Regions from separate parts of the Homo sapiens genome. Here regions 2 and 3 are each linked to region 1. Evidence: read pairs that join two places in POLR2A ChIA-PET (ENCODE). Cell type or tissue: Panc1. All regions are shown on one strand. Each heading gives the region's core, and the rest is flanking DNA. Links, peaks and the distances in the headings are about the cores only.

The links. Peaks named below come from ENCODE experiments on the same cell type or tissue, not always from the same donor. Only the 100,000 strongest peaks of a DNase experiment are listed, where the experiment ranks them.
Region 2: POLR2A ChIA-PET joins it to region 1 with 5 read pairs; 2 of 35 experiments call an interaction of 5 or more read pairs at or near these places.
Region 3: POLR2A ChIA-PET joins it to region 1 with 6 read pairs; 4 of 35 experiments call an interaction of 5 or more read pairs at or near these places.

The regions. Positions count from the first base shown.
Region 1 is chr13:30,758,326-30,766,489 of GRCh38, reverse strand. It overlaps ALOX5AP (arachidonate 5-lipoxygenase activating protein), which reads right to left. Exons shown (of 5, transcript NM_001629.4): 5 at 2,064-2,546. The coding sequence ends at 2,384. Among named protein-coding and RNA genes, the nearest start is that of ALOX5AP, 27 kb to the right of the region's middle. In Panc1, for the core only: no CTCF peak of the experiment used is centred there; no DNase peak of the experiment used is centred there; H3K27ac peaks cover 2,615 bases.
Region 2 is chr13:30,412,686-30,420,849 of GRCh38, reverse strand. LINC01058 (long intergenic non-protein coding RNA 1058) reads left to right here. Exons shown (of 2, transcript NR_125771.1): 2 at 905-1,411. Among named protein-coding and RNA genes, the nearest start is that of LINC01058, 5.5 kb to the left of the region's middle. In Panc1, for the core only: no CTCF peak of the experiment used is centred there; no DNase peak of the experiment used is centred there.
Region 3 is chr13:30,659,426-30,667,589 of GRCh38, reverse strand. USPL1 (ubiquitin specific peptidase like 1) reads right to left here. Exons shown (of 9, transcript NM_005800.5): 9 at 6,824-8,164. Among named protein-coding and RNA genes, the nearest start is that of TRN-GTT2-4, 11 kb to the left of the region's middle. RefSeq lists enhancers at 7,669-7,788, 7,529-8,164. In Panc1, for the core only: no CTCF peak of the experiment used is centred there; no DNase peak of the experiment used is centred there.

The DNA.
Region 1 (8,164 bases), core at 1,279-6,278:
CATGCACTCTGGCCCCAGGCCCCAAGTAGTGCCTCTGATGGGCCATTGCATCATTTCCTCTCCCCACCTTCTGGAAGCCCCACAGTCAGCTTGGACAGCATGACCTCTGAAAGCTAAGATGTCCCCAGGGTCCACTGGGCATATTATAACCTAGCTCACACGTCGGGTGTCTGATTTACTTTAGTTTTCCCAGGATCATCCCAGTTGTAAAACTGAAAGCCCAAAGAGAGTTTGGTGAATGGGTACAAATACACAGTTCAATAGGAGTAAGTTCCAATGTCTGACAGCCGGGTTGGGTGACTGTAGCTAACAAAATGGACTGTCTATTTCAAAATAGCTGGAACTGAGAACTTGAAATGTTCTCAACACATAGAAATGATAATCAAGGTGATGAAGACCCTAAATGCCCTGACTTCATCATTACACAATCCACACACATAATAAAGTATCACATGCACCCCACAAATACCTACAAATATGTGTATCAATAAAAATAATTTTTAAAAAACCGAAAGGACCACATCCCAGGAAAACTCCTCAATGCCAGGCCAATCAGGATTATTGATCACCTGACCACCTTCCAAACCAAGCCCAGGCATGAGAAGGCCTGGGGGCCACTTCCATCCTGCAATGTCCCATGCCTTCCCTATCAGCAAGAAGAAAAGAAAAGCCCAGCTTGGATGGTAGAGCACTGCTCTTTAGAGAGCACTCAGAGCAGAAGCAACTATCCTGAAGCAGTCAATGCCAAGGAGCTCCTGCTGGATGAGGTCTGGCAGTGCAAGCCAGGAGGGGCTTCAGCCTGGACCATCAGACAGGCCTGGAAAGCAAGGCTCATTCAGGCCCTCTCCCTTGAATTGAGAGATCCTCTTGCCTGAGCATCATACATGAGGCACATGGATTCAGGCCTCAGACCACGCCAGACTCCACATTCCATCATCTCTGCTGCCCAAGCAGGCAACTGGAGGAGAGCTGGGGGAGGCTTCACATCCTTCCTAGGATTGTGACTGTCATGATACTCATCTGGGGAATAACACAGACCCACCTATTACTGTCCAGCTCGATTGAGAGTTCAATCCTGATGAATGGCTCCCCTATAAGAGCTGGCTTCTCTGTTGGGGATCCTGGAATCTTGACTACACCCCGCCATCTTCCAAGCTGTGCTGTTTCTGCCAAGTGGCACCTGTCATGACAGTGGCTGGATCACTGTCACTATGAACTGAGTGACCAGTGGGACATTTACTGAGATGGTGCTATGGTCTGAGTGTTTGCACTCTCCCCAAATTCACATGTTGAAATCAAATCCCCAGTGTGATGGCATTAGGTGGTAGGGCCTTTGGGAAGAGGCCCATATTGTGGGACAAATCTGTCCACACTGTGGGAAATGGCTCAACACACATACTTCATTAAATACAGCCAGTTAGCGATTCATAAACTCATTCATTCATTTATTCATTGGTTTGCCAATATTTGGGGGCACGTATGACGGTCCTCGCATTATCTTAGGTTCCCACAGGGAATTACAGAACATTTTAAACTGTATAACATGGAAGTGCTGGGCACGATGCTAGTATATGAAGATACCAACCTAATTCACATGGCTGTGTGAAGAGGGATGGATGTCATAAAAGATCTTCAAGTAATTTTTCCAGAAGCCAGATGTGTATTTTTTTTAATTTGAGATGGAGTCTCACTCTGTTGCCCAAGCTGGAGTGCAGTGGCATGATCTTGGCTCACTGCAACCTCTACCTCCCGGGTTCAAGCAATTCTCCTGCCTCAACCTCCCAAGTAGCTGGGATTATAAGCATCCACCAGCATACCTGGCTAATTTTTGTATTTTTAGTACAGACAGGCTTTCACCATATTGGCCAGGCTGGTCTTAATTCCTGACCTCAAGTGATCCACCTGCCTCGGCCTCCCAAAGTGCTGGGATTACAGGTATGAGCCACCACACCTGGCCAGGATGTGTATTTTTAATATTATCATTTAGTTTGAGGAAAACAAACTAGTCGTTTGTGGGTATAGAGATAAATCCCCCAAAAGCCATTAACAAAACCCCTCAACTATCAGCTTAAAACATGTCTCTGCATTTTATTTTAAGAAAACACAAACCTGGTCACAAAACATCTTCAGAGAACAGGATAAGTGAAGAAACAAACAAAATGCATGGGAATAGCAAATTTGGGGCCACGGTCATGTTCAAGGGGCGGAGCTGACATGACATCATTTTGTTCCCGGAAAAGCAAGGTTAACTCAAGCTGTGAAGCCCAGATGGCCAATAGATTTACAGCCATCTAAAGAAGAGCAGAATGCTCTCAAGAGCTGAATTATGATGACTTGTAGGTATTGATTAGATGAGAACACCAACCCCATATTCAGCAGAGAGTTAGGGAATGAGAAGTAGAGGGGAGATGGTGGTGGAGATCGTCTTTATGTAGTTTTCAAAGTCACTTCCGAAAAAGAAGATGAGGTAATAGTTGAATATGCCAGCAACGGACATGAGGAACAGGAAGAGTATGATGCGTTTCCCAAATATGTAGCCAGGGGTGCTGGAAGAGAAGGAAAAAGAAAACTGTAGATGCAGTGCGAATGACACCAATTTCACACACACAAAAATGTTACCCCTTTTAGATATATGGGGTTTAAATTATAGCTCCCTGGACTCAACAATGCTCCATTTTCCCATTTACTTCATTTGAAGGGTAGAAGTGTCTCAGCTATTACTAGTCATTGAACTTATTTCAAACCCAAGTGAAGAGAGCCTAGACCTCAAAACCCATTACCACGAGGGCTCTGCTGTACCCGCCCCTCTGTGCTCTCATGATTTCCTTAACTCCAGAGCTCCTTGATGGCCTGAAGATGGCAGGTTCTGTTGACCATTGGGCATCCTCACTGAGCATTAGGACCATTAAGACCCTCTCTGCAGCTGCCCATAACGACAGACACGTGTGTAATGCAGGACTGTGTTAGAAGTGAAGTTTAAATGAGCCGATAAAACCGGTGGAATCTGAAAGGTGCTTCGGCATCTGAGGGCTCATTCTATTCTCCTGAGGCTGACTGGAATAATTCATATCTACATTCATGAGACCTGGGCACCCAGCAATGGGAGACAGGCCCTTGCATTTTTGAGTGGAGGGAGAGACTTGGTTTTTGTTGTTATTGTTGTTGTTTGTTTCTTTGTTTTTGAGATAGAGTCTCACTCTGTAGCCCAAGCTGGAGTGCAGTGGTGCAATCTCGGCTCACTGCAACCTCAGTCTTCTGGGCTTAAGTGATTCTCATGCCTCAGCCTCCCAAGTAGCTGCAACTACAGGCGCACGCCACCACTCCCAGCTAACTTTTTGTATTTTAGTAGAGATGAGGTTTCGTCATGTTAGCCAGGCTGGTCTTGAACTCCTGAGCTCAGGCAATCCACTCACCTCGGCCTCCCAAAGTGCTGGGATTATAGGCGTAAACCACCATGCCTAGCGGAGACATGTTTTAATATACTCTATCCTTCTCTCCAAGGCACTAAATCCTAAACTGCATCCCCCAGTGAGATGTGACCTCCTAATGGCATGCAGAGGCCACCCTGTTTCTGCCCTCCCTCTGCAGAGCCCTCCTCTGACTGCCTCCATGGCTGGCCCATCTGAGAGGTGATAACAGGTTGGGAAAGTCCAAATGACTCAGGAGGATTGTTAGTAAAGATCCTGGGAAGGCATCTTTAGGCAATCAGGACCGCACAACAAGATGAGCCAGCTCAGCCCAACAGCTAACTTCGTACTGCCAAGTGCCGTTTCCTGCCATAATCAGAGAGCAGCATTTGGCATCCACAGGTTTAATATTAGAAATTTTATCAATTTGAAAGGCACCCCATATGCTGATAATATAACTCATAATTTTTCTTTTTCTTTTCTTTTTTTTTTTTTGAGACTGAGTCAAGCTCTATTGCCCAGCTGGAGTGCAGTGGCACGATCTCAGATCACTGCAACCTCTGCCTCCCGGGTTCAAGCGATTCTCCTGCCTCAGCCTCCTGAGTAGCTGGGATTACAGGCACCTGCCACCACACCTGGCTAATTTTTGTATTTTTGGTAGAGATGGTGTTTCACCATGTTGGCCAGGCTGGTCTCGAACTCCTGACCTCAGGTGATCTGCCCACCTCGGCCTCCCAAAGTGCTGGGATTACAGGCGTGAGCCACCACGCCCAGCCAACTCATAATTTTTCTACAGCAGGAGTCTGAAAGTCACTCAGCCATTATGTATCAAGCTCCTTGCTACTCAAAGTATGGTCCGTGGACCAGCAGCATCAGCCCCCACACTGGAAACTTGTCAGAAATGGGAAATCTCAGGTCCCTCTGGAACCTAATGAATCAGAATCTGCATTTTAACAAGCTCCCTGTGGGACCCACTCACATCAGAAAAGCACTGCTAGCTGACACCAGCCCTGTTCCTTGGCCAGCTTCATTCTCTCCCTGTTTTCCTGTTCACAGTCATGTTCATGAGATAAGACATCCTAACTAGCTCCTTAAGGGGGAAAATAAACATCCCAAAAGAGGGTGTTGTGGGCTGAATTAGGTCCCTTCCAAAATTCATATGTTGAATCTTTACTCTCAGTTCCTCAGAATGGGACTGTATTTGGAGACAGGGTGTTTAAAGAGATAATTAAGGTAAAATGAACTCATATGGGTGGATCCTCATCCAGTATGACTGGGGTCTTATAAGAAGGGGAGATTTGGACACAGACATGCTCAGTGAGGTGATGATGTGAAGACACAGGTAGAAGGTGGCACTCTATAAGCCAAGGAGAGAGGCTGCAGGAGAAACCGACCCTGCCCACACTTTGATCTTGGACTTCTAGCCTCTAGGACTGTGAGAGAATAAATTCTGTGGTTTGAGCCCCCCAGGCTGCAGTGCTTTGTTATGGCAGCGCCAGCAGATGAGTACAGAGTCCCCTGCTAGTGCTGGTAAGGGAATTGAAAATAAAATAAAGAAGTCCAAGTAAGGGATATTTTTTAGCCAGAGAATAGAGGGTTCAGATAAATTAAATTGTGAAAAGTCAAATATCGTGGTGGCTCAGATTTATCACACGAATGAGGCCACCATATGCTCATTACAGAAACAAGAAAAAGTGATTTGCGAAGCTGTTTTACACTCAAGATAAAACCGAAGTGAAAAATGAAATGGCAGCGCCTCCTGATGAAATAGTGATGCTCTTCAATTCAGGTAGGATTTTTTCCAAGGTCTCAGGGCATGTGGCCCTCGCAGCATAGGACTAGGGTGCTTTAACTCTTCCCAGGCTGTGCACAGGGTGTGGAAGATAAGAGCTCAGCCTCCTGCTCCCTTGTCTGCAGGGCTCAGGGAATGTGACCCCAGGCCGGGCACATCATTAGCTGCACCTTTAAGTCTCTGAAGTTTGGAAATGGGGCCACAGCTGTGGCAAGTGAGCATGGTGGGCAGATACCGAACCTGACCCAGGCTCAGCAAAGCTGCGGAGAACCTGAAATGCTGTGAGCAGGGAAGGAAGACCTTGGGGGCCTAGACAGCGCACACCAGGGTCATTAGCCCTTGAACAAGGAGGACATCTCTTTCATGTTTCTATTTTTTTTTTATACCAACCACAGAAGACTCACTAATCTTTCATTGTTTCTAAAAGTTGGTACATAATCCTAAATGAGTGAGGAAGGTCAGAATTAAATTATTAAGCATCTTTCGGGGCCAGGTATTGTACACCCATGACTTCCTTTAATTCTCACAGCCATCCTATGGGGGCGTATTGTAAACCTATTTTCCATCTAGGCAAACAGAAAAGAGAGGTTGCATGATTTGCCTCAGGTCCCACAGCCAGCAAGAGGCAACACAGGAGTTCAGACCTGCCTGTGTGAGGCCAGAATCCCGTGCTTTGCACTGCAGGGCAAAGGATGCCTTCAGACTTCGGAGACCAGGATTTGGTTATTAGTTTTGAAACAGCTGTGCCCTCCACAGGCAGCATAAAACTTACATGAAAACACAAAAGCATCCTGCTAAATAATTCCCATCTCAAAGGTGCTAACCACTTCTAGGATGAGGCGCCGTAGTGTGGGAGATGGGGGCGCCCAGGCATCCAGAGCCCTGAGTTCCACCCAGGCATCGTGGGTGGCTCATGCCTATAATCCCAGCACTTTGGGAGACTGAGGCTGGCAGATTGCTTGAGTTCAGGAGTTCGAGACCACCCCAGCTCAGCTCTCTGTGGCCCCCCGCCAGTCACCCCCCCTCCTCCACTTCCCACCCCAGGTTCTTAATGTGAACAAAATACGAGGTAGGAACAGAAAACATTACAGTCCCTTCTTGTTTTAAAAATCTGTTCTTTTCAGAATTTAGGGAAGTGTCATTTTAAGCCTGGTGACCTCTAAAGAAAATAAAAATTGTAAGCTCTGTGAGGACAAGATATTTCTCCTCTGCCCACCCACAAATCTCCAATAAATAAGGACCTCTGCAAATATTTCTGAAATGAATGAATCATTTCTCAGAAAAGAGAAGTGAACAGCCTTCAGCGATTCCCAAACTCCAGTGTGTGTAAGAATCACCTAAAGAATGTGTTATCTGAGAATGCAGAATCATCTGAGAATGCAAATTCTCAGGCTTCCTCTGGCAGAGATTCTGATTCATAAGTCTGGGATGGGGCCCAGGAATCTGTATCTTTAATAAGCACCACAGATGATTCTAATACTGTTGTTTGGTGGGTTTCGCTTTTAGAAACAGCAGCCTTGATATCCATCTATGCTCCCCGGCCTTCCAAAAGAAGAATGTTTCTCCTCAAACTCTGGTGAAGTAACACCATACTCCACACTTGGAGGGGCCCACAGACTCTAAAACATTGATGCTGAGGAGGAGAAATGACAACGAGGAATCAGTCTTCTTGCTTTTTGAGAACTAGGTCTATGATTATTTTGGTAAGTTGAATATATTTGGTCTTGCAATGTGCCCCTGGCTCTAGGAGACACCTTGGGTCTCCTTGGGGACAAAGACTCCGTCATGTTCACTGTTACTCCTTCAGCAACTGACCTGGTACCTGGCACAGAGCAGGTAGCAAATATCTACTGAATCAATGTTGAGTGAATGAGGAGTGAGTGAGCAACTCAGGAGGAGGAGGAGTGGGGTAACCTGAGTTCATTGGCCTCAAGAGTTGGCAGTCATTGCCCACCCACCATTGAGCTGAGAACTTCATATTGCCAAGAGGATCAGTAGGAGCCCCAACAGAGGACAGGACTCCATGGGATAGGAAGAGGGAGCAACCCAGTGCCTGCTAGGGAAGGTAGGTAATAAAAGACCAAGAGTCAGTTGCCAGTTGGTGCCAGGTGCCATTGAGTTCAGGCCCAGGTAATAGCTTAAATGAATGGGGAAGAAACCAAGATTCAGGCTGGGCATCATGGGTGGCTTATGCCTATACTCCCAGTACTTTGGGAGGCCGGGGATGGCAGATTGCTTGAGTTCAGCAGTTCGAGACCAGCCTGGCCAACATAGCTAAACCCTATCTCTACTAAAAATACAAAAAATTAGCTGGGTGTGGTAGTGCACACCTGTAGTCTCAGCTACTCAAGAGGCTGAGGTATAAGAATCACTTGAACCTGGGAAGAGGTGGAGGTTGCAGTGAGCCAAGATCAGGCCACTGCACTCCAGTTTGGGTGACAGAGCAAGACTATGTAAGGTGAGGTGAGATGAGGTGATGTGAAGGGAGGGAAGGGAAGGGAAGGGGAAAAGAGAAGAGAAAAAAGAAAAGAAGAGAAAAGAAACGAAACCAAGATTCATCCTTCACTGCTGGGTAGTAACTGCTACAGGTGAACTAAACAGGATAGAGGAAGGGGTCAGAGAGAGTAGGATGAAGGGCTGAAAATAAGAGCCAGAAACTTCTAGAGGGCATTAAAAAGGGAGCTGCAAAATCCTCGCAGGGCAGCCTGAAGCCTGAAGGAAGAAGCTCAGACTGGGGCATTCATTATGGAATGTCTTCCCTACCCACTGGATCAAGGATGACACTGAACTTCCTAAGCGGACAGGGCTGGAGCAACTTCTGGAAAGGGGCAACGGACCATCTGGGGTTCAAGAGAGAAATTCCGGGGGAAGGATCTCATCTAGCAATTCCTCCTCGGTTGGTGAGGTCAAGAACTAAAGCAGGTCCCAAGAGCATTAGGTGTCTGCAGAGTCCAAGTGTGACATA
Region 2 (8,164 bases), core at 1,769-6,768, 350 kb after region 1:
TTGGGGCAGAGTGAAGGGGCACCGCGTTTCGAAGATGGGCAGGTAGGCTTGCAGCAGGTGGATATGTATGTTCCCACAGTTCTCTCACACTCACATTTCACCATGGACACAGCAGAGCTTTACCCCTCAGGACGTTACTGAGGCGGTTCATTAGCCCGAGTTTCTGAATTCCTCTACTTCCTCCACAGTGGGTACTTGAGGAGCTGTTGTCTCTGGTTAACCCAAGTCTCCTTGTGGCTCTTTAGGGAAATTCCCTGTGCCCAAGACTGGTATCCATGTGCAGAGTTACTGGACTATCCAACGGGATTAAAAACAATTCCCCAAATTCCCATTCTTCTGGGAATTCGTGGGATTCCTGGCCCACACAATATTTTATAAGGGGCCTAACCTGGAGCCTAAGGATGTGGGTGTGCAGGAGTAATGATGATGGGACATTCTTAGTCTAGCGTGAATGTGTGTCCCTTTGCTGCTTCTCCCCAGCAACTATGAAACACCTGATACTGTTAGGCCCCTCCGATAGTTTCTTTTTAAACGGTTTTGAGATCCCACTAAGGATGTTTTTTTTTGCTTCAGTTGCTATTTTTACTACCGCTTAACATCCACACACTCATACGAACCCAGAAGACACCCTAATCCCCCCCAAAAGTGAGAGAAAGATTTGACATCCCAGCCTGCTAAGGAAGTCAGTGGGAAGCCTGGTTTTCAAATCAAATGTCTACACATGTTCCAATAGAGTACAGAGAAAATCGGTGTTTAAGAGCCCATGTGGTGGGATAATACCTTAGGGTGCTATCTGATAGTTCATTTATTTCTAAACCTAGTGTAGCTGCCATATTGATAATTAAATATCCCATAGGAGCTCTAGGAGGGTCTCCTCGTGTTATCCCTTCTCCTTTTTTTTTAGGGTAAGAACTGAAGCCACCAAAAGGCTTACTATACCACACAACACCCAAGCCTTCCTTTGGGGCATGGGGACAGTGGATCTATGGCTCCTCAGGGTGCCAACCAATTGAAGAAGGAAGCCAGCTCCACTCAACAGCTTCTACAAAGGAAGGGCCACAGGAGAGGGGCTTCAGTGGTTCCAGGCAGCTGCTTCATTCACAACAGAATGGCCATTTTCTCCAGCATGGCCAACTATCCCTAGTCTTTTTGTCATGACAGCCTAGAAGGCAGAAGCTAGGGCCAAGGCGGCTGCTAAGGAATTCCTACTCCTACTGGGGCCTAATGTCAGGCTTTCCTTATATTGTGGAGTGGGCCCTGGAAGATAGTTAGAGACCCTTCCTGCTGGGCACCCTGAAGAGGAGCAAGAGGATCTGGTGAGCAAAATGAAGCAAAAGTGCAGTGCTGGAGCTGACAGCCCTGTTCCCTACTGCACGCAGTTGGCTCAGGGCTGTCCCCCACTTTGGAGCTTCTTGCCACTCACGGGCTACCCTGCACACACTACTTACTGCCCAGGCCTGTCTGCCACCACAGTACCCTGTGCCTGAGACCTTTCCTGGCCTCTGCTGGATCCCAGGCCTAGTATCATTCCTAGGGACTCCAGAGGCAAGTCCAGGCTAATATGCTCTGGGAAAACAATGTACAATGTACATGTTTGCCTTTTGACGTAGATAAATGATACCTGGATCCCAGGTCTGGCTCTGGGGCAGGGGAGCTTCAGGCCTGGCTATGGCAGAACACTGAAGGAGGTACTTTGGGTTTTCACAACCTCTTAAATCATCTCAGAGAGAGAGTGAACAACTTACTTTCACATGCACAAGCTGCCGCTGGCTCTGTCACAAGAAGATGGACTACAAGTAATAAAATCAAGATGAAGTTCTGTGTACATCTTTCCAGCTTACAAGAATTGTAGAAAGTTGAAGATGAAAGGGATATTAAAGAGCATCTCATTCTACCTCCTCATTTTGCAGCTGTAAGAACCGAGGCCCAGGGAGGGGGACTGGGGAAGCCACCATCACACAGCTGCTCCGTGGCAGGAGTTGTGCTAACTTTCTGTGGCTGTTGCCATTACACCCAGCATCTTTTGACTTTTGAAAACAGCGAAGGAGAAATCAGTCCTCCCAGCATCTTCACCTCCCACGACGTTTATTGTTTCCAGCTGTTAAAAATTGGCCCTTTAAAAATGGGTCGTCTTGCCAGTCATTGAGGGTCACCGCGGTGGGGAGTGCTGATTTAGAGGGCGGCAGAACAGGGAGGTGATTGGAGGCATAATTGCCAGTCTCCTCCTTGGCACCTGGGGATTTCTGTCATTCAAGTCTCAGGGTGTGTGCCCTCAGCAAATACTAACCCACAGAGTCAATTGCTAACTGCAGTCATCTGTGCATTTGCCCTCTGGGGATGGAAAGCCATAAGAAATGCCATTTCCTAATCTAGTTGGCCTTGGATGAGAAGATGTTTTTGCCTAATGGAAGCCTTTGGAGAGTGAATAATGTGAATAATGTGTATTTAGGACCTACAGTGCTCCCCAGGATGCTGTAAGGGACCTGGTTATAAAGAAAAAAACCTCACTGATGGTCTTGGCTTTGTCCTTGTCTGAGTTAAGTCCTTTTGGTTGGAAGTAATCAACTTGAGCTGACGTAAGCATTAAGGGACATAGAAGAGTATAGCAGTATCTCATGAAGTCCAAGGGCAGATGGCCTCAAGGTAGCCCGAGAAGCTGCTAGGAACCTAGACAGTCCACCTTCTCCAGCTTTCTTCTCTGCTTCGTGTCTCCCTCTGCAATCCACTTTCTTCTCTGTGAGTAGCTGGGCAGAGGATAATCCCTCAACAACTATCACATCTACATCTTCTCTCCTAAAGAGATTAGCCAAAGGTGAGTGGCTGTCCTCAGTCCAATACCAGATTCCTGGGAGAGGGAATTTGGTTGTCCCAGCCTGGGTCAGGTGCACAGCTTGATCCAATCAGGTGTGCCCAGGAGAGGGTGCCCTGAGACAGGCACATCTGGGGACACTCATCCTCATGAATGACCGGACAGTTCTCCAGGAAAGAAGAGAGAAGAGTGGAGGTCAGACATTTCAAATGTATATTATAGGCATCAAATTAGTTACTGATACAGAAAAATGGCAATGTCTAAGTAGGGGGCTTGAGAAACAGTTCAAACACTGTATAGATTTTGATTATTTGCTTAACTTCCAGGATGATAAATTGTCTATTATGGAGCTGTATTTTTTTTTTGGAGACAGAGTCTTGCTGTTTGGCTGGAGTGCAGTGGCGTGATCTCGGCTCACCACAACCTCCACCTCCAGGTTCAAGCAATTCTCCTGCCTCAGCCTCCCGAGTAGCTGGGATTACAGGTGCCCACCACCAGCCCTGGCTAATTTTTGTATTTTTAGTAGAAACGGGGTTTCACCATGTTGGCCAGGCTGGTCTAGAACTCCTGACCTCAAGTGATCCGCCCTTCTCGGCCTCCCAAAGTGCCAGGATTACAGGCGTGAGCCACCATGCCCAGGTGGAGCTGAATTTTTTTTTTTTTTTTTGAGGTGGGAGGATGGAGTCTCGCTTTTTCGCCCAGGCTGGAGTGCAATGGCACGATCTTGGCTCACTGCAACCTCCGCCTCCCAGGTCCAAGCAATTCTTCTGCCTCAGCCTCCCCAGTAGCTGGGATTACAGGCATGTGCCACCACACCCGGGTAATTTTTGTATTTTTAGTAGAGACAAGGTTTCACCATGTTGGCCAGGCTGGTCTCGAACTCCTGACCTCAAGTGATCCACCCATCGCAGCCTCCCAAAGTGCTAGGATTACAGGCATGAGCCACCGCGCCCAGCCAATCTTTTTATATAGTAGATTTCTTGCAATGTAACCCCTATCCTCTGGGCTTTGTGTAAAAAGTGCATTCAGACAATCTGAGGAGTGTCTTAATTTTTTGTGTGACTATCATATATATTTTCATCCTGTTGAGGTGTGTTTGCTAGGTGGATATTGAACATGAAATCAAAGTATAATTTTAAACTTGTGTTGAAATATATGTGTATAAGCATATGTGCACAATTACCTATATTGTCAAACACCCAACCTGCTTTCCAAAGGATTTGAAGCAAGGTCTAATAAAAACACAGAAAAAGTATGGCCAAGAGCTGTAAACACCAAAAAAAGAAGTAAAGGGCAAGTCGCAAACAGACTGCAGTTGAGCAAAGCTGCAAAGGACTATAATACCAGGCCTGAAGTGGTTGCTAAATGTAGCTCTGAGCTTTCTGACATTCAAAGCCAAAAATAGGTATATTTTATTATTTAAACAGTGTCTACTCTGAGGTCCTCAAAACTCTTTCAGGGGGCCCACAGATCAAAACTATTTTCATAATAACACCAAGACATTGTTTGCATCTTTCATTGTCATTCTCTTAGGAGTGTACAGTGGAGTTTTCCAGAAGGCATATGCCATGTGCATCACCACAGCTTAAATGCAGAAACAGACATGAGGATCTAGCTGTGTCCTACTAAGCCAGACATTCAGGACATCTAAAAGTGTAAAACAATGCCACTCTTCTCACTAACTTTTTTGTTTTGGAAAATATATCTTTCATAAAATATTGATTATGTTGATATATTACGGGTTTGTTGTTATTATTTTAAATGAATTAATAAATAATTTTCTGATTTAATTTCTATTACTGTAAATATTGATGGATATATCCTGTATAAGCAAAAACTCTCTGGGGTTCTCAACTATTTTTAAGAGTGTAAAGGGGTCATTAGAGAACTGCTCAAGAATGTTAGTATTATTTAAAGAGCTTCTGCACAGAAAAACTATCAACAGAGTAAACAAACAAACTACAGAATGGGAGAAAATCTTCACAAGCTGTGCATCTGACAGGGGCTAACATCCAGACTCTATAGGGAACTTAAACATTTCAATGAGTAAACAATAATTAACCCCATTAAAAAGTGGGCAAAGGACATGAACAGACACTTCTCAAAAGAAGACATACAAGCAGCCAACAGACATGAAAAAATGTTCCACATCACTACTCAGAGAAATGCAAATTTAAACCACAGGGAGATACCATCTCACTCTAGTCAGAATGGCTATTATTAAAAAGTCAAAAAAATAATAACAGATGCTGTTGAGGCTGTAGAGAAAATGTAATGCTTATACATTGTTGATGGGAACATAAATTAGTCCAGCCACTGTGGAAAGCAGTTTGGAGATGCCTCAGAGAACTTAGAACTACCATTTGACCCAGCAGTCCCATTACTTGGTACATACCCAAAAGAAAACAAATGTTTCCACCAAAAAGACGCGTGTGCTCATATGTTCACTGCAGCACTATTCACAATAGCAAAGACATGGAATCAATCTAGGGGTCCATCAGTGGTGGGTTAGATAAAGACCATGTGGTACACATACACCATGAAATACTGCCCAGCCATAAAAAAGAACGAAATCATGTCCTTTGCAGCAACATGGATGCAGCTGGAAGCTGTTAGCCCAAGTGAATTAATGCAGGAACAGAAAACCAAATCCTGCATTTTCTCACTTATAAGTGTGAGCTAAACATTGAGTACACGTGGACGTAAAGATGGAAACAGCAGACACTGGAGACTACCAGAGGAAGAAGAAAGGGAGGGAGGAGAAAGGGAGGGAGGAAAAAGGGAGGGAGTCAAGGGCTGAAAAACTACCTATTAGGTACTATGCTCAGAACCTCAGTGATGGGATTAATTGAACCTCAAACCTCAGTGTCACACAATATACTCATGTAACAAGCCTGCATATGTGCCCTCTGAATCTAAAATAAAAGTTGAAATTATTTTTTAAAAAAAGAATATTACTATTATTTAATCATCTGTATTAGTCCGTTCTCACAATGCTGTATATTAATAAAAGTACCTGAGACTGGGTAATTTTTAAGGAAAAGAGTTGACTCACAGTTCTGCATGGCTGAGGAGGCCTCAGGAAACTTAAAATTGTGGTGGAACGGGAAGCTTGCAAGGCATGTCTTACATGGTGGCAGGAGAGAGATAGAGAGAGCAAGGCAGGGGGTTGGGGGGAAAGTGCCACACTTTTAAACCATCAGATCTTGTGAGAACTCACTATCACAAGAACACCATAAAGGAAACTGGCCCCGTGATCCAGTCACCTCCTACTGGGTCCCTCCCCTGACACATGGGGACTGCAATTCGAGATGAGATTTGGATGGGGACACAGAGCCAAACCATATCATGTTTTGAGAAAATTCAGCCTAGGTAAACAAAAATTCATGTTAGAAAGTATTACATTTGTATTACAAAAAGATTTTTCATTTTGGAAATATTAGACTTATGGAGGGGGTGATCAATAACTTTATTGATTGAATGATTGAGCAGTTCATTGTATATTTAAAACATGATTCAAGGCCAGGCGCGGTGGCTCACGCCTGTAATCCCAGCACTTTGGGTGGCTGAGGTGGGCGGATCACGAGGTCAGGAGATCGAGACCATCCTGGCTAATATGGTGAAACCCCGTCTCTACTAAAAAATACAAAAAATTAGCCAGGCGCGGTGGCAGGTACCTGTAGTCCCAGCTACTTGGGAGGCTGAAGCAGGAGAATGGTGTGAACCCGGGAGGCAGAGCTTGCAGTGAGCCGAGATTGCGCCACTGCACTCCAGCCTGGGTGACAGAGCGAGACTCCATCTCAAAAAAAAAATAAATAAATAAAAATAAACATGATTCAGATGATCCCAGTTGACTCAGTTTACCAGTTATATGTATAATACATTTAGGAAAACAAAAGTGTATTGCACAGTTGCAGTAGAAAAGAAGGAAGCATGCTTCCAGGTATGGCTAGTGTCTGCAGTTACGCAAGCCCCAGAATGGGAGGAAATGTCTAGAGTTGGTAAAAGAGCAGCACGAAAGAAAATAGGAACTTCAAAGTTTAAGTGGAACTTAATTTCTTTGACAGCATGGTTGAGCAGAAGGTCAAGGCGGTGCATATAAATTTCAGTAAGACATTAGACAAAAATATTTTACAGTGTTCTTCTTGATTAGCTAATGGAGAGATGTAGGGTAGATCATGGTACAATTAGATTGATTTGCAGCTAGCTGGTTGAACAATCATTTCCCAAAAGTCTTGGTAATGGATCCATTTCAACTTCGACGGGGTTCTTTATAGGCTTACCACGGGGCCCTATCTTAAGCCTCACTCAGTACAATATTGTTATAAGTCATATGCTGGTGAAATCTGTTGTTGACACACAGATAAGAGGAATAGCTTATACATTAAGATGCTAGAACCAGAGGCCAAAAACATCTTAAAAGACTGGAGCAATGTGTCAAGTTTAATAAGATAGAGTTTAATAGGATAGCATTCCACATTCTGGCCCCTAAAAGCTCACTAAACAAGTTCATGATGTTTGGAACATGGCATATTTAAATGACATCAGAATGAGGCAAATACATAAACGTATCTGAGCCAGGTCCAGTGGCTTATATATATAGTCCAAGCTACTTGGGAGGCTGAGGCGGGAGGATTGTTTGAGTCCAGCCTGGGCAACATAGTGAGGACCCATCTCTTTAAAAAAAAAAGTATCTGTAAGGACTTTCCTATGAGTAGGCCACCACTTGATTTATAGGATGAGGTTTCCTGAAGCTTCTTGATGTCAGTAGGTCTTAGGCCAGGGGACAAGAGGGTGAGGTTGTGGAAGAAACCTGCATGGAAAGTATGGCTTAAGAATGCAATATGCGCCCATGCAGTGGCTCACGCCTGTAATCCCAGCACTTTGGGAGACCGAGGTGGGCGGATCACCTGAGGTCAGGAGTTCGAGACCAGCCTGGCCAACATGGTGACACCCCCCCGCCCAATCTCTACTAAAAATACAAAAAAATTAGCTGGGCATGGTGGCATGCACCTGTAATCCCAGCTACTCGGGAGGCTGAGGCAGGAGAATCACTTGAACCCAGGAGGCAGAGGTTGCGATTAGCCGAGATTGCACCACCGCACTGCAGCCTGGGTGACAGAGCAAGACTCCGTCTCAAAAAAAAAAAAAAAAACAACAAAGTGCAGTATGCAAAAGAAAACAGCAAACTCAATAAATGACTTTCTAAAATGTGACGGGAGGCCTCAGAATGTATTAATAGAAATATAATGTCCAGAATAAAGGAGGGGGTGGTCCTGCTTTACTCTGTGCCAGTTAGGCCCCACCTGGAATACTGGAGGCAATTCTGGGTGACCACCTTTTACAGAGACTTTG
Region 3 (8,164 bases), core at 1,769-6,768, 99 kb after region 1:
TAAACAAATCAGTAGAATATTTTTTAATTAAAAAATGTTATTAAATGTAGTATGAAAGATATGTGAATGGCGTATTCTAAATGGTTAAAGAATAGTGAAGGTTGTTCAATAAGTATTTGAACAATAAGTTTACTGTTTGGGGAAAAAAATAGTACAAAATAGAAACTTCAGTGTTACACATCAAAATACATTACAAATAATCAAAGATTCATATACCAAAAGAGAAAGCAAAGGAAAAAAAAAAAAGAAACGTAGTTTCATTAGAAGATATATATATTCTTTTGGTGGAAACAATCTTGCTAAAACATGATGCCAGAAGGAAAAGAATGTAAAATAATGTTAAACTTCTACATGTCGAAACATTAAAAATGATGATCAAGCATAAACCAAAATTGCCAAATGACAGAGAAGATTTAATATCGTTACACCTAGAGCTGATATAAATGAGATCCCAATTCAACGACTGGAAGTCTGAAGGGAGCCCACAGAGCTTCTCACACTTCTTGTTCAGACACACCTTGCCCCCAGTCTCTTTCTCCAAAAGATTCCTTGCCTTGTCTTTTAAACTGCCCAGGAGGCCAATCCCAAGAGAGATACAACAATTAGAACTCAGCCTCCCTCGGCTGGGTGTGGTGGCTCACGCCCATAATCCCAGCACTTTGAGAGGCAGGAGAATCCCAAAAACCCTCTCCCCAGGAGACCCCTTCATAAGTTGTACTCTTTTCTTTTTTGTTGTTGTTGTTTTTGAGACAGGGTCTCACTCTGTTGCCCAGGTTGGAGTGCAGTGGCACGATCTCAGCTCACTGCAACCTCTGCTTCCCAGGTTCAAGTGATTCTCTTGCCTCAGCCTCTCAAGTAGCTGGGACTACAGGCACACGCCACCATGCCCAGTTGATTTTTGTATTTTTAGTAGAGATGGGGTTTTGCCATGTTGGTCAGACTGGTCTCAAACTCCTGGCTTCAAGCAATCCTCCCGTCTCGGCCTCCCAAAGTGCTGGGACTACAGGCATGAGCCACTGCACCCAGCCTAAGCTGCACTCTTGATCGCTGTCACCCTGTGAAGACTGAGTCTCCCAGGACACTGAAGCCTAGACCTAACCTCGCCCCCTGACCCTCCCACGGTGCCTTTTGGAATGTGTGGTCTGTCTTTAATCCCACTGCCCCAGTTTTTTTCTGCCAACAGTCCCTTCCCTGCTGTCGTGCTAAATGGAACCTGAATATTCGCTGAATGTCCCTTTACAGCCCTGGCCAGTGGTGGCTGTCTTATCTCCCGCATTCCACATACTTTTGGGCCTGGAGATGAGAGAGGTTCTTCCTTGTTGCCATTTCAGCCACTCCCTCCCCTTCCCACTCAACCCTCCAGTGACTCTGAAACACTTTGGACTGAGCCCCTGCCCCTGCTCCTTTGGCTGTCATCTGCCGTTTTCATGGCGTTCTGCCTGTCCTTGAGGATTTTTGCTCCGGCTCACTGTATATTTCTTTCTGCTAGGGCCACTGCTGCCATTTAGATGACTTTGCCTCACACAGAGACAATCCATGTGCTATCCCAGCCTCTTGGTGCCTCTTTCTCCTCATTTTTCATGAATTCTTGCCAACTCTGGCCCTGCAGTTTCCTTGTCATACTCAGACTTTGTCATCACCTGTAACCTTGCTATCTCCAGAAGCTTAATTTCAAGCACACTACTTTCTAGCCAGCTTACTTCCTCCACAAGTGCCTCTCTGCCATTCTTTGAACCTTGCTCTGACCCACTGAGCTCTGCCACCACTCAGCAGACAGCCACTTCCTGTGTTCCTTACTTATCCATCCCTACAATCATTACCCTTGCAGGAAGCCTTATTCCTTTTCTCCTCTATCTCCTTGTCCCATCTGCCTGACAATTCCTCTACGTTGGCTGAAATTAACTTCACACTTAGTCTCTCTGTCCTGCACCTGAGCAGTTAAATACAACTGGAGAAAAATAAACCACCATCTTGGCTGGTCGCCATTAAATTGATGACCATAAACTTCCCACGGGCTCTCCGCACAGCTTAGCAAGCCCACTGCATGTCCCTATTCAATTCGCTCTCCATTCTGAGACCAATATTTCACACCTGTCTTCCTCCATGTTCAACTCCTTCTCCCCTCACACCCTCAGCTGATGATCTATTTATTTCCCCAAGAAAATAATCAGAAGAGACCGTTCTCATTCTTTTATCAGCAAATCTCTTAGCATCTGAGCCTAAGTACTTTGTCTTTCCTATTAATAAAATAATTTTTCTAGCTCTTAGGGTCACACCGCCTCCTCTTAGACACTGGAATCCCATCCCTGGAGAAGTTTGCCCCCGCAAGCGCCCCTTCTCTCACCTACAACATCCATGTGTCAGCCTCTCCCATCTTCAGAACAGTAACAAAAACCTTGACCTCACATTGCCCTACGAGGCACCAGAAAATGTTTCAAGAGTGAGTCCATAGCTCCACTTTCTCACCATCCCTTCTCTTGAGCCCACTCACACTTGTTCATGTGAAACTGTTCATGTGGAGTTAGCAGAGCTAACTTCCCTATTGCCAGAGCCAGTGGCCAATTACTCTATTACTCTTTTTCAGCAGCATCTGACAGATAATCATCCCTTCCTTTTAAAAAAAAGAAAAGCATTCTTCCTTGTATTTTCAGGGCACCACACTCCTATTGAATGAAGCTAGGCAGGCAACCATGTGACTAAAGGAAGAACATTCCAGGAAGAGCAAAAGTCAGGAGGAGCAAGTGTGCTTGGCCTTTGCCTTGGTCTGCTTGGGCTGCTATCACAAAATATCTTAGACTGGATAATTTATAAATGTTAGAAATTTAGTCTGGGCATGGTGGCTCACGCCTATAATCCAAGCACTTTGGGAGGCCAAGGCAGGCAGATCACTTGAGGTCAGGAGTTTGAGACCAGCCTGGCCAACATGGCAAAACCCTGTCTCTACAAAAAAATACAAAAATTAGTCGGGCATGGTGTCATACACCTATAGTCCCAACCACTTGGGAGGCTTAGGCACCAGAATTGCTTGAACCAGGAAGTGGAGGTTGCAGTGAGCCGAGATGGTGCGACTGCACTCCAGCCTGGATGACGGAGCAAGACTCTGTCTTGAAAAAAATATATATATATTGCTCACAGTTCTATAAACCAGGAAGTCCAAGATCAAGGCACCATTTTTGTTCTTCAGAGCTGTTTTAAGTCCCTAAATGACCCCATCCTATAACATGATCCACACATTCCTAATTCCCAAACGGCTATCTCCAGGGTGTCCCTCTCCGCTGAGCTCCAGTGTTGCAGATCTATCTTCCTATTAAATCATCTCCACTCGAAAGTCTAATAGGAATCTCACACTTAACACACTCCTAATGGGATTATCTTATCCCCTTTAAATTCTTTCCTTCCCAAATCTGACCCATCTCAGGAAATGGCACAATTGCTCAGTCAATAAAACCTGGAGTTCATTTTGACTCCTCTTCTACCTCACAGCCAATGCACATATCGTGTTGGCTCTACTTTTGAAATCCAACAGTAATCCAACTACTCTTGAACACCTCCAGTTACCACCCTAAACTCCAAGGAGATTGTAATAGACTAGGACTCCTATTCAGACCATCTGTAGACAGTCTCCCCACTTCAGTGATCCTTTTAAAACCCAGATCAGATCATGTTACCCTCTTGCCTGAAACTTTCCTGAGGTTATCTATTATTCTCAGCTTAAACAAAGTCCTCACTATGGCCTACAAAGCCATATGAGATCTGGTGTCTGCTAGCCTCTTTACTCATGTCCTAACTCTCCTTCACTGATCACTCTGCTCAACCACACTGGCCTCTTGCTTATCCTCAGTCATGCTGCTGTGGTCTCAATGTTTGTGTCCCCCCAAAATTAGTGAAGTCTAAATCCCCAATCCAACAGTACTAAGAGATGGGGCCACTGGAGAGACGGTTGAGGGCTCTGTGCCCCTCTTATGCCATGTGAGGACAGTGAGAGAACCAGCCATGAAGCAGAGCAGCTTTCACCAGAATGTGCTGATACCTTGATCTTGGACTTCCCAGCTTCTAGAACTATAAGCAATACACTTCTATTATTTATACATTTTACCCAGTCTAAGGTATTTTGTTATAGCAGCCCAAACAGACCAGACACATGCCTAGCACTCACTCTTCATGACTTTTGTTCTCCTGGAACGCTCTTCCTGCAATCACATGGCGAGCTCCCTAACTTTATTGAAGCCTCTTCTCAAACATCACCCACCTCCAAGAAACCTTCCAAGTCTACCTGGTCTAAAATACTTCTCCCTCTCATCCACTCCTCTTCTCCATAGCATTTAGTGCCATCTGACATAAGAATCAGTCCTCGGCCGGGCGCGGTGGCTCACGCCTGTAATCCCAGCACTTTGAGAGGCTGAGGTGGGTGGATTGCCTGAGGTCAGGAGTTCGAGGCTAGCCTGGCCAACATGGTGAAACCCCGTCTGTACTAAAAATACAAAAATTAGCCGGGCATGGTGGTGCAAGCCTGTAATCCCAGCTATTCGGGAGGCTGAGGCAGGAGAATCGCTTGAACCCGGGAGGTGGAGGCTGAACCCGGGAGGCGGAGGTTGCAGTGAGCCGAGATCATGCCATTGCACTCCAGCCTAGGCTACAAGAGTGAAACTCCATCTCCAAAAAAAAAAAGAATCAGTCCTCATTACTCACAGATTCCGTATTTGTGAATTCATTTACTTGCTAAAATTAATTTGTAACCCTAAAAATCAATGCTTTCAGTGCTTCTTGTGGTTATTCGTGGACATGCATGCACAGAACAGAGAAAAATTTGAGTCACAGGACGTGCACATTTCCAGCTGAGGTCAAACAAGTCAATACTCCACCTTCCTCTTTCAGTTCACACTGTAAACAAGTGTATTTTTGGGGGACTAGTGTCTTTGTTATTGTTCCTTTTTTTTTTTTTTTGAGACGCAGTCTCGCTCTGTCGCCCAGGCTGGAGTGCAGTGGCGCAATCTCGGCTCACTTCAAGCTCCGCCTCCCAGGTTCACACCATTCTCTTGCCTCAGCCTCCCGAGTAGCTGGGACTACAGGCGCCTGCCACCTCGCCCGGCTAATTCTTTGTATTTTTAGTAGAGACGGGGTTTCACCGTGTTAGCCAGGATGGTCTTGATCTCCTGACCTCGTGATCCGCCCGCCTCGGCCTCCCTAAGTGATGGGATTACAGGCGTGAGCCACCTTGCCCAGCCTATTGTTGCATTTTTTTGTGCTTTTTGTTGATTTCACTGTTTAAAACGTCCTCAAGTGCAGTGCTGAAGTGCCGTCTAGTGTTCCTAAGCACAGAAAGCTATGATGTGCCTTATGGAGAACACCATGTGTCAGATAAGCTTCGTTCAGGCTGAGTTACAGTGCTGTTGGCCATGTTAATGTAAAGAATCAACCATATAGATCAAATAACATGTCTTTAAACAGAAACAGAAAAGGTTATATAGTGATTGTTTGACAAAAATCTCATGACCACAGGCTAGCAGGAACCTATTTCCCCTAGGAACAGTATTTCAGTTTATACTAATTCAGTGTTCAAGGCAACTTTATTGACCATAACTACTACAAATGACATGAATCAACTGCATGTATCTCCTATTACTACCTAACATTATATATTGATCTCCATGTTTGGAAGGCAAACTCAAAAGGAGCAAGGATTTCCTTCTAGTGTGCTGCCTTATCTCAGGCTGATAACAGTGCTTGGTCCTTAGCAGTAATCTAGAAATATTTGTTGAAAAGATAATTAGTACAAGCAAAGGATAAGCAATTCTTAAACCCACCCCCGCCTCCACCAAAAAAAAAACAAAACAACAACTCAAGTGGACAATAGTTATAGAAAATGTTCAGGCTCACTAGTAATCTTGGAGCACCCAGGATTGGTTCCCCCCTTCCTCCCAATACTACTACCTAGTGTTGGCGAGGGCCCAGGGAAGTCAGTCATGCAATCACCAAAAAACCTTAAATGTGCATTTCCTTTGACCAAGCAACTCCACTCCTGGAAAACAAAACTTGGATCCATGCAAAAATTTATCAACAAGGCTAACTGCTGCAATTAACAATGGCAAGACAGTATAAATCACCTCAGAATCTTAAAACAGTGAAACAATGTTTATCCATTAAAACAGATACAATAGGATCTCACGTTTATTTAAAATCTATATGCATAAAATAGGAAAATGTTTGTAGTCACTAAGTATTAAAATGCATGGTCAAAAATCTTTTTTTTTGGTATTTTCCTAGTTTTTCCTTGACAATATGCACTACTTTTGTCAGAAAAAAAATAAAACAACACAGAAGCTTAGGAGTAAATCTGACAAATAGATTATGAAGTACTGAGTCCCTAGCAAATAATTTTACTGCAAGGACACTGGCTGCCAGCCTTAAACCTCAGTAAGTACTGCTGTTAACTCAAATCTCTACGGCAGTGGTGCTGTTTGGGCATCCTACTTTAAATGAAGCCTGAGGAGTGGAACATATATTGATAAGCTCAGCACTCAACTGCTGTAATAGCCACTCTACTCAATCTCAGCTCCACAACTGAATGAGTACAGTCTCCTTATCTGTAAGATGTGATAAAAGTATCTCACGCACAGGAATGTTGAGGTCTAAATGAAATAACATCTATCTCATATATCACAACCAACATCTAACAAGCCTCACAAGCACTGGTTATTACTCTCTCCCAAAACAGAACTGTTAGATGGTGTCCCACTTTGGTTACAGAAGTAAATGTCTTGGGAAGAAAGATGGTATTTGTGATAACATGTAAAGTTTGTACATCATCACAAAAACAGGTAACTTTTTTCTGCTATCATTTATTTATAGATTTATTGATCACTTAACATTACTAAAGTTCAAGTAACAAGGTTTCTTGCCCTCCTCTGTATGGAGAGATAAAGGAGATAAGTGACATAGGGAAAGTTTACATTCCACAGCACTCTACCGGTGTAACAAACAGGCGTAGGCTCTTACAGAAGGCCACACAACCATAAGGAAAACTGTCACACATTCATATACCGTATACAACTTAAATCTGCATAAACTCTTGAACTAATGATGGTGGCAGGTGCTCCAGTCAGCCTGCTATCATTCCGGCTGCAGCCTTGGAGCAGGCAAGATCTCCACCCTCCTGGGTGCGGGTGCAGACTCAGGCATCCCTGCACTTTTGGGGGCCTGCTTTTGCAGGCTCGGAAGTGCTTGCCTCTGCAGCTTGGCTTCTCCCTGCTATTGGCACCAGCTCTCAGATCAAAGCAGGGGGGTAAGCCTGGAAGCCATGAACAGGGAGGGCCTGAAGGCTGAGGGCCAGGCTGCCAGTCCCACCTGTAGGAGTGGGAACTGGTGCCTTTTCCAGGCCAGTAAGTATGCACTTCCTCCCCCGAGGCCCGTAAAATGCCCCAGGCTCAGCCAGAACTGAGCAGAGGGTGGGACGACCAGCAACAGGGAGGAGCTACCCTCTCTGCTAAGAGCTTCAGAGACCTGTAGAGACGGCAGAACAACCTGCCTATGGATAGAAGCTATCCTCTCCAGGGCCCCGTCTGAGAGCAGCAGGACCTCTGGACAATCTGCCTGCGAACAGAAGCTACCTTCTCCAGGGCTGCTTCTCTGCTGAGAGCTGAGAGGAGTCACCCTCTCCAGGGCCTTTTCTCTGCTGAGAGCTGAACACTTGAGGGACGACCTGCCCGCCGACACAGGGGAGCTGCTCACTGTGGGTCTCCTTCTGAGCTGTTCTAACACTAAATAAAGCTCCTCTTCTTCTTCTTCACCCTTCATTTGTCTGCATATCTGGACACAGGACAAGAACTCGGGCACCGTGGGCAAAGCGCCACGAGCAACAGGTTTCCAGGGGAAGAAAACCACCACAAAGATCACTCATAACACTAACATAACCAAAACTTCAAATCTAAAAATGTAATGCATCCAACTGTACAAACTGTCAGAAACTAGACGCCACTTTTCATCTTTAACATTTTGAAATCCTCATACTCTCACAAGAACAAAATGAAACCAAAAAGGAGAACACATTCAGTGATTTTAATGTGTAAGAAAGATTACATGCTTCATGGGCAGAACCAAAGGTTAAACCTTGCATTTTGTTCATGGTTATTACACAAGTAATTACACAAGTCCAGTGTATAAACAC